Linked DNA regions of Mus musculus: regions 2 and 3 are each linked to region 1. A link is a contact called in ENCODE Hi-C or POLR2A ChIA-PET data. All regions are on one chromosome and are shown on one strand. The core of a region is the stretch at or near the end of the contact, and the rest is flanking DNA. Distances in the headings are between cores, read along the strand shown. Region 1 holds the start of Txn2 (thioredoxin 2). Region 2 holds the start of Eif3d (eukaryotic translation initiation factor 3, subunit D). Region 3 has its middle 41 kb from the start of Myh9.

The links. Hi-C counts contacts between places; a loop is a spot of excess contacts on that map. ChIA-PET counts read pairs that join two places held with the same protein, here RNA polymerase II (POLR2A).
Region 2: a map of heart shows a loop between it and region 1 (4-fold over the local background). The contact joins the promoter of Eif3d here to the promoter of Txn2 in region 1. A Hi-C loop is called at or near these places in 16 of 37 maps with a recorded cell type or tissue (CH12.LX, T-helper 1 cell, adrenal gland and 5 more). POLR2A ChIA-PET finds 5 or more read pairs at or near these places in 4 of 5 experiments (Patski and embryonic stem cell).
Region 3: POLR2A ChIA-PET joins it to region 1 with 12 read pairs in Patski. The contact joins the enhancer-like site here to the promoter of Txn2 in region 1. A Hi-C loop is called at or near these places in 3 of 37 maps with a recorded cell type or tissue (left cerebral cortex, mouse trophoblast stem cell and regulatory T cell). POLR2A ChIA-PET finds 5 or more read pairs at or near these places in 5 of 5 experiments (Patski and embryonic stem cell).

Annotation. Positions count from the first base shown.
Region 1 is chr15:77,927,557-77,930,256 of GRCm38, forward strand. It overlaps Txn2 (thioredoxin 2), which reads right to left and starts at 1,438. Exons shown (of 4, transcript NM_019913.5): 1 at 1,351-1,438; 2 at 136-398. The coding sequence starts at 398.
Region 2 is chr15:77,969,519-77,972,218 of GRCm38, forward strand. It overlaps Eif3d (eukaryotic translation initiation factor 3, subunit D), which reads right to left and starts at 1,306. Exons shown (of 15, transcript NM_018749.2): 1 at 1,165-1,306.
Region 3 is chr15:77,881,648-77,884,361 of GRCm38, forward strand. No RefSeq gene overlaps it. Among named protein-coding and RNA genes, the nearest start is that of Myh9, 41 kb to the left of the region's middle. Within about 2 kb of position 1,252, at least 2 of the 3 ENCODE cell types and tissues checked have a DNase peak (open chromatin) inside an H3K27ac peak, as active enhancers do.

The sequences.
Region 1 (2,700 bases), core at 188-2,687:
AGGACAGGCACAGGGTCTCAAAAGTCTTCATAATGAGTGTATGTAGATAAGCATTACACATGGTAGAGAGCCATAGTGAGCCCTCAATAAATACTTAAGTAAGACCCTCCATCTCTTACTGTCCCCAGTACTCACTGTGCATGAAAGTCCACAACAACTGGTGTCTCACTGTTGACAACTCTGTCTTGAAAGTCAGGTCCATCCTGGACGTTAAAGGTCGTCAAACAGACTCTGGTGGTGTGTACTGTCCGGGCTGGGCTGGGCATTACTGTTAGACCACCAGCATTGTACTGAGGGGTCTGCAGGGTCTTAGAGGTGAGGGAAGCCCACACACCCTGAGGAGGCTTCCTGGAGATGACTGAGGTCAGGAACCTCCCCAGGAGGAGCCGCTGAGCCATCTGTGGGAGCAAGAGGCAGGAAGAGCTGGGGCCATGCAATAGGAAGTCAACACACTAGGAAAACAAAGAATTCTGGAATAATGAGGTGTTGGGAACATACAGAATTGGAAGCAAGATGCATGGAAATACTGTAATATATGATTTTCAAAGGCCAGGTGTGGTGGGGCCCACCTGTCAATCCTCCTCCTGGGAGGCGAGGCAGGTGATATAAGGCAAGGTCAGTTTGGGCTAGACAATAAAACCTGGTCTCTAAAACCTCCCCACGACAACAAAAAAAAAATATCTAGAGGTGAGTAAGGAGTCAGCATCACTGAATAGACGTTAAGTTAGAAGGGCAGAAAAACTGGGTTGACAGCCAAAAAGAAATCAAGGCTGAGGTGGAATTATAAAAGGTCAATGGAGGGAGGGACAAGGCTCAAGTGCCTTACATCACTGTGTATAGCCCAATGCCCCCCCCCCCCACACACACACACATCACTGGCTCTCTCTGATCAACTCTGAAGAAACCTTATAATACCGTCCATACTCAGGGCAACAGGTAGGTTAAGTGCCATGCCCAACGTAGGCCAGTTTTTAAAGTACAGCTAATTGGAACCCAAGGCCGTCTGTAAAATTTTTATCAGTCATTCTTTTAAAAAAGTGTTTTTATGGGAAATTAAGGAAAGGGAAGCTGTCGAAGAATGAGCGAAGAAGACTCCCAACTACGGAAGGAGGAACTGAGAGGCGTAGGAACCGGCCATGGGGTACCAAAGTGAAGCGGGTGGCATGTGTACGGAGGGAAGCCCAAAGAATGGACACGTGTTGGGGAGGGTGGGGGACAGGGAGACTGGGAGCACAGGACGTGCAGCTGCCAAGGCCACCTCCTCCCTCTAGGGGCATCCCCCTGCCGATCGCCTTCCTGCAGAGAAGCGCGCCGCCAGCCCGGCTCAGCCCACCCCGCAAGGGCTCCTACCTCCCGGCAGTGCGAGCAGAGGGATGCAGAGCCCAGCCGGCCTGCCCGTCAAGGGCACTCCTGTTGTCACTTCCTCAGGGGCAGGTCTAGCGTCATTTCCGGGAAAGACTATGCGGACGACGTTTCTCTGCAACTTGGGGGCGGCTCGGTTTTTTTCACCAATGAGGAGGACGGAAAAATGTAGGGCTGAAGGGGCGCGACCGGAAGGAATGGGATCGTGGAGGAGGGACCGGAAAATGTGTGGGACCAGTGAGGGAGGAGATGGGTGAGAGGGCGGGAAGGAAGGAGTGGCTTTGGAACAAGCTCCTGCTGTGTTGCGCCTCTTGGCATTGCCCACCCTTGGATCTGAGCTCTGGAAAGGGCTGGAAGGCTGTGTTCACTTTAATGCCGAGGAAGCTCTGTTCTCGACAGAAGCTTAGTGTTAAAAGGAAGAGATTCCCGGGCTGGGGTTATGGCTCAATTGGATTCCTGTCTAGCACACCCAAAGCCTGGCTTCTCAATACCAAGTAAACTGGGTGTGATGGCACACACCTAATCCCAGGACCCCGGAGGGCTCAGGAGTTCAAAGTCATCCTCGATACTTAGGAACTACGTGAGATCCGGTCGTGTGTGTGGTGTGTGTGTGTGTACACATGTCGCATTAAGGGGTTATTCTGCCGTTTTTGATTCTTTTCTGCCCAACCTAACTTCTTATGATTGAGCAAGTCCCTCTGCCCCTAAGGGCTGGCGGTACTTCTAAAGCCCTTACCTTTTGTACTGTCATGTCTTACTTTTTGGAACTGTCAAGGAAGCACTATCCAAGGTAAAGTGTAGGGCTTTCTCTCCATTCCCACTGGCATGAGTGACTGAGGTGTAAGTCCCTCATTTATGCATATTGTAACCAGTATTCCAGCCCCTTACGATCGGGGAACACGTTGCTGTCCACCTTCCCTTCCATACCTTTGCTCACTTTGAACTTTGTCTCTGGGTACTTAGAACACCTGCTCACCTTATCTTCTCTGAATAGTACTGCTTTCTTCTCACTAGCGCCTGCTTTATAATCCTCCAGAACACATGGACAACGTCTCTTTCTGAGAGTAGGGACTTGTGGTTGTCTCATCTGCATATACTTAGCGCCAACCTGGTACAATGCCCAGCACAGAGAGGCTGTTCAATAGACACTAAGTTGAGAATCTTTGCGCACCTCAGCAAGTGGTTTCTGTCAGAGGGGTTATGTGATGTGTCCCAGCAGATGGACTCCATCTACCACCCTATTTTAACCCACTCTCTCAATAATTAGTGGTTTGCTGAGGCGTCTTTGTGTTCTACATCTGCAGTTGTGCCTGGAAGGCTCTCCCAGAGCTCTCTGAG
Region 2 (2,700 bases), core at 56-2,555, 42 kb after region 1:
AGCTTTGGCCCCGCAGTATATAGTATATACCACAGCTCATTTTAGGAAAGTAAAAGCTAATAGCTGTATAATCCAGGGGCTTGCTGGACACTTCCCATCAAAAACCAAAGCAAACAACAAAAGGAAAAAAAAAAAACCCATGCATTGACCACACACAAGAAACCTGAAATTGTCCACCATTAGAGCTCAGTAGCCTCTCCTCCTCCTCTGACACACGGAAGCTGGTGATACTTAGGTGACACGGACAAGAGTAAACCCAGGAGCTTCACCCTCCAAATATGAACGTATGCTAAGTTGTAGGAAGAACACGGGGTTGTGGGAGAGAGGGTGAGGTGGTGGTGGTGGGGTGTGGTGGCCTTCAAACAGCTGACATGAAGTAAGAGGCCCCAGGATGTTGGGGTGCTGTGCTGGACGCTTTACCACCGACTGCTACCACACACCCCATCTTTGAGACACAAAGCTAGCTCTGCTAACTTAAGGAGTCCATCTGCCCATCCCTTCAAAAAGTTTCCAAGGCTGTCTACTTAGGCCCGACCTCCTTCTGGTTATACTGTGGGTAGCTGGCAGCCTGACCACCTGGGGCTTTAAGCCATACCCAACAGGCTGCCCCCAAAGCAACTGTAAACTTGAGTTGTCACAAGTTCAAGATGGCTCAAGGCCTGATGTGCATCATCATCTATCTCCCTGGATGGACAGGGTTTGGTCCTTCGGCTACTGCACACGTGAATCAGAAAGAAAGCAGTAGGGGAAAAGTAAAACGGCGCGACAGCTGTATTGGCCACAATACAGTGTGGGTCACTGGGGACACTACAGGTGGGGGCCATTAACTCCTGGGCTCCGTTTCCGATCAGAGCTGGAACCTACTCTCAGCCCCCCATTTCGGAGCACAGAAACAATCTGTTCGAACCCCTAGAGGAGGCTACGTCGCCCCACAACCCACCCCACGGCGCTGAGCAGAGCGCCGAGCGAGGGATCCACACACAAGGTCCGGTGTCCTGCATTCTGAGTCGTGCCTGGGACCACCGGGGGCCAATTCCCGCCCCGCCCAGCGGAGGGGCACAGGCGACAGGACGTAAAGGAAGGCTCTTCCGGGAGCTCCCGAAGCCACGTCTAGCCCAGGCTGGCTCGCGAGGTCCGCAGGGTCCCACGAAACAAGCCGCTCACCTGCAAAAGCCTTCACGGGCCCGGATGGCGACAGATGGCCCGGGGAAAAAACTGCGATTGCCGGGATACTCCGAGGAGTCAAGGCAGGAGGGAAGATGCGCGCGCAGGGGCCGGTGCCGTAAACGGCGACCAGCGCTGTCGTAAATGGCCCTACCACTTCCTTCTTAGTCAGCGGAAAAATGTCAAGCCGTAAAGTGAGACACAACCGGAAGTGTGTCACAGCTCTCGGCTTTAAAAAAAAAAAAAAAAAAAATCCTCGTTCGCCCCTGAGGTGCCAGACACAAGTGAGGGGATTACGTCAGTGGCGTCTGGGGACGCCCGGAGAGGTTCAGAACTGAATCGTGGTCACGCTCGGGGCCAGAGAAGCCGGGGCGGGGAGTCGGAGCTGTCCCCGCGGTGTCCCATAATGCTTCGCGCCAGGCTCGCCTCCTCTGCCTCCCACAATGCCCCGCCGCGCTCGCTGGCCCCAGCGTGGTCGTCGGTCTGGCTGATCGTTATCTGGAGAGTGGCCCGGCGCGTTTCGTGTGCTTGTCACTTGTGGCCCCAACGCAGGGTGGCAAATGACCTGCCTAGTCCGGGTTGCTAGAGCTTCGGGGTGCCCGCTAGGACTCAAACCTTTGTCCCACAGGTCACAAGCGTCTTTCAACGGAGATTTCTGGTCGCTATTTTTTAAAGCAGATTTAGAGTGCCTCGCTCTAAATCGATATTCAGATCGGGGCTATCCAAGCTACGTCTTAATTGATCATCACAGTTCACAGGGTGCGGGTCAGTGTGACCTCTTGGCGTCTTCCACCCCCTGCAGCCGTCTGGAAAGAGACTCGGGATGGGCGTTTTTTAAAAAGCTGGTCCCTTCTGCCTGCTGTTTATGTTTCCTTGATAGTTTCTCAGCAGATCTCCTTGATTAGAAAATACATCTTTAAAAAAAGAAAAAAAAAAAACATCTTAGATACATGTGGTGTCCAGGGTCAGCCAAGTGTAGTTTTATGGCCTTCATATCTGACATCTCTCTCCCCTCCTCCCTTAATGAAACTGGAAATGCTAGATAATAAATTGTAAAATAAATGGTTGTCAAAGGACATTTCCACATTCGGGTCCTTACCGTGGATACCACTGGGATGAATTTGATCAGGTGATTTGGCCTCTACCTGTGTTGGAAATGGTAATGTTGGTGGGATTACCCATTTCACTAATTTACCAATGAGCTTGCCTTCCCGTTTCCCCAATTTGTGTTCTCAGGATTTGGTGGGTCCTGCTGGGTCCTCGTCATTAACTTAAATTTCCCACCACATTGGGACTAGCCTGTCTGTGTTGTAACTTCAGCCGTACCTGAGTGCTGTCTGCCCTCATAGTACCATCTCCCTCATTGTTCGAACCATTCATACTCCCAGTGGGTTGCTCCTCAGGATGCTCAAAGCTCTTCCCACACTTCCGAGGGAAGATGTGGCCTGACATCTCCCTGCCCTTCTGAACAACCTCTGCTCTGGCCACCACGACCCTGCTCTCATTCCTCTCCCAGCAGGTCCCACACTTGCTGTA
Region 3 (2,714 bases), core at 2-2,501, 46 kb before region 1:
CTTCCAGAAGGCTGTTTTCAGGTAGCTTGGAGGAGGGTCTCAAAGCCCAACTTCCTCCAACAAGGCCACACCTCCTAATAATGCTACACCCTGAGACAAGCTTATCAGACCACCACAGCTCCACTCAGAACCTCTGTTTCTTCATCTCTTCATCTAGAAGATGACTCATGCCCCGTTGGCTTCTTGGTTTGTGTAAGGATCAAATAACATTAACTGTGTGATTATGTTCCGCAGATTGTAAAAAAAAAAAAAAAAAGTCCCCGTAACAGGCTTTAATAAGGCGTGGCTCTGGGTCATTGGCATGAGTCAGCAAGTGAGGGCTAAATTGTGGAGTCAGGGTGACTCCCTAACACTCTCTGCATATGGTTCCTGGAGGCTCAGGGTGGTCCTGTGAGCTGCCCAGAGTCTTACTGCTTGCAGAGCCGAGTTTAAGGCCCTTAGGTAGAACCAAGACTCCCAGACTCTGCCCCAGTATGCCTGCTCTCCCTATCCTTGCCCAGAGCAAGCTGCTGTGCATCTCACTGCAGAGATCTGAGTACCCACTGACCCCTTTCTGATTACAGGGCCATCCTGAAACCTTACAGAAGGGTTTTAGAAGTTGGCTTATCTTTTCAGTCAGCCTCCCACTAGTAAACCACCTTTCCAAAGCACAGAAGCTCTGAAAACCAGACACTCGACAAGGGACACTCGTCACTGTGTCCTCTTGGAGTCCACCTGGCCTGGCCCTGCAGACCTGCCTGGCTGCCTAGCTTCCTGTGGCCTCCCCTCCCCTCCCATCTAAGCCACAGCCCTGAGCCTCCTTGTCTCACTGATCTAGCCAGGCTGGTACTTTTCCCTTCCCCTTCCCCAGGGGTACCGAACCTCCTGCTTAAATTCAGACATTCTGGTGTCCGAACGCAGCTTTGCACTTATCTGCTGTGTGTCCTTGCATAAGTTAGTTACCCTCTCTGATTTCACCTGTGATTTATGCAGTCACAATCACAAGGCTGTGTGAGGATATATGCTGGTGTGGCTGGCTAACGAAGTGCCCCACCCTGTGCTTGAGCTCCAGGCTCCCTTTCCTGAGGTCACAGCATAAGTGACCCTCTATCACACTCCCTGACGCTGCCTTCACTCTCCCACTCGTATAAGGATGGAATACCCCCTTAATGCCAGACTAGCCTGGACATTTGGAGGAGGATAGCCGGCATCCGGCCAGGCCTGTTCTGTGGATGACCCCCCTCCCCCTCTTCCTCCTCCAGCTCCCAACTCCCAGGGCTCGATGGGGTCAGACCTCTTCTGGCAGGCCCGGGGTTGCCCTGTGCAGTTCTGAGGGGCGACTGACCAACAGCAGGGAGGGCGTTGAGAGCCTGGGAGGGGTGTCAAGTTCCTTCTTCACACGGCTCCTGTGGGTCTTGCTGGTGCTGACCAGGAAGAAAAGCCCAGCCCTCTTCACTGGGAATGCGAAGAATTTCTTAGCCCCACTAAGAAGGAAGGGGCCGAAGCCTCTTCTCCCAGGCTCCAGAAGGAGCCAAATTGTTTACTAAAACCGCAGCCTGGAGAGGTCCCAGGGCACCAGGGGGTCTGGGGAACTGGGTAGGTTTTCTGGGTCTGACTCTCCGTAGGGGAGGAACCAAGAAAGTCAACCAGTAGCGGGGGTGGGGTGGTGGGGTGGGGTGGGGGTGGGGGTGCATGGATACCTAGGAGGGAGGGCAGCAGCTCTGTCTGGTTTCCCCGGCTCTGGGCTGGTCTCATGCATGCAGACAGCCTGGGACTCTGACTCTCCTAAGTCTCTTCTCTCTTCTTCCTGCGTCCCTTGCCTCGGGCTTCACTAGACACACGCCCCCCCCCCTTCATGGCCTCTGTTGGCAGCTGAGAGGCCATCCATGGTCACTCTGGTCAGTCCTTACCTGTCCCCCTGGTGTGGGGAGGGGAGGTTTGCTCTCCTTGAGGGCAGGGCCTTGTCCTCTGCAAAGTCCCTAGAGCCCTGTGGAACCACAGGGCTGGTCAGATGACTCTGCTTTCCCAGAAACTCTGCATCCACTCTCTTCCCCTGATACCCTGCGTCCCAAACTTTGTTCTTCTTCTCTGTCTTTCCATCTCCTCCCTGGCCTTCCTCAACCTCGCAGCCAGGGCCGCAGTACTGACTCCAGTGTTTGATCAGCTGCCTGGCGGCAGGGAGGTGGGGAGCCTGCACTCTACTGCCTCTGACCCACAGCCAAGGTCAGCAGGGCTAGCCTCCAACCTCTGGAGTCACTCTTGAAACACAGGCCCTAATCTAAGGGCCCAGGCCTTCTGGACTATTCTTAGACTGTCTTCCCTTTATCCGCCATGGCCTTGTTCTAAGAAGTCTCCCACATACAGACCCTGGAGGTCAGTTTCCCGGGGCTCAGGTATCAATCAGTCAAGGGACTTGGAACCAGTGGGTCACAGAGACAGAGACGGTAGGCATGCGGGTAGAGGACCAGAGACAGCAGTGCACTGGAGCATGTGATGCAGGACTTGGGGGAGTGTACTGGCAAGAGGAACTCCAGGGCTTGGGCAGAAGCTGGCCACCCCTAGAATGTCCGCCCCACTCCCATCCTTCACTTGTTCCCATCTGCAAAGCCTCTTTACCAGGCAAGGCAGCAAACCCATATGTTGTGCTTTATTAAAAAGAAAGAGTCTCCGGGCAGTGGTGGAGCACGCCTTTAATCAAGCACTTGGGAGGCAGAGGCAGGCAGATTTCTGAGTTT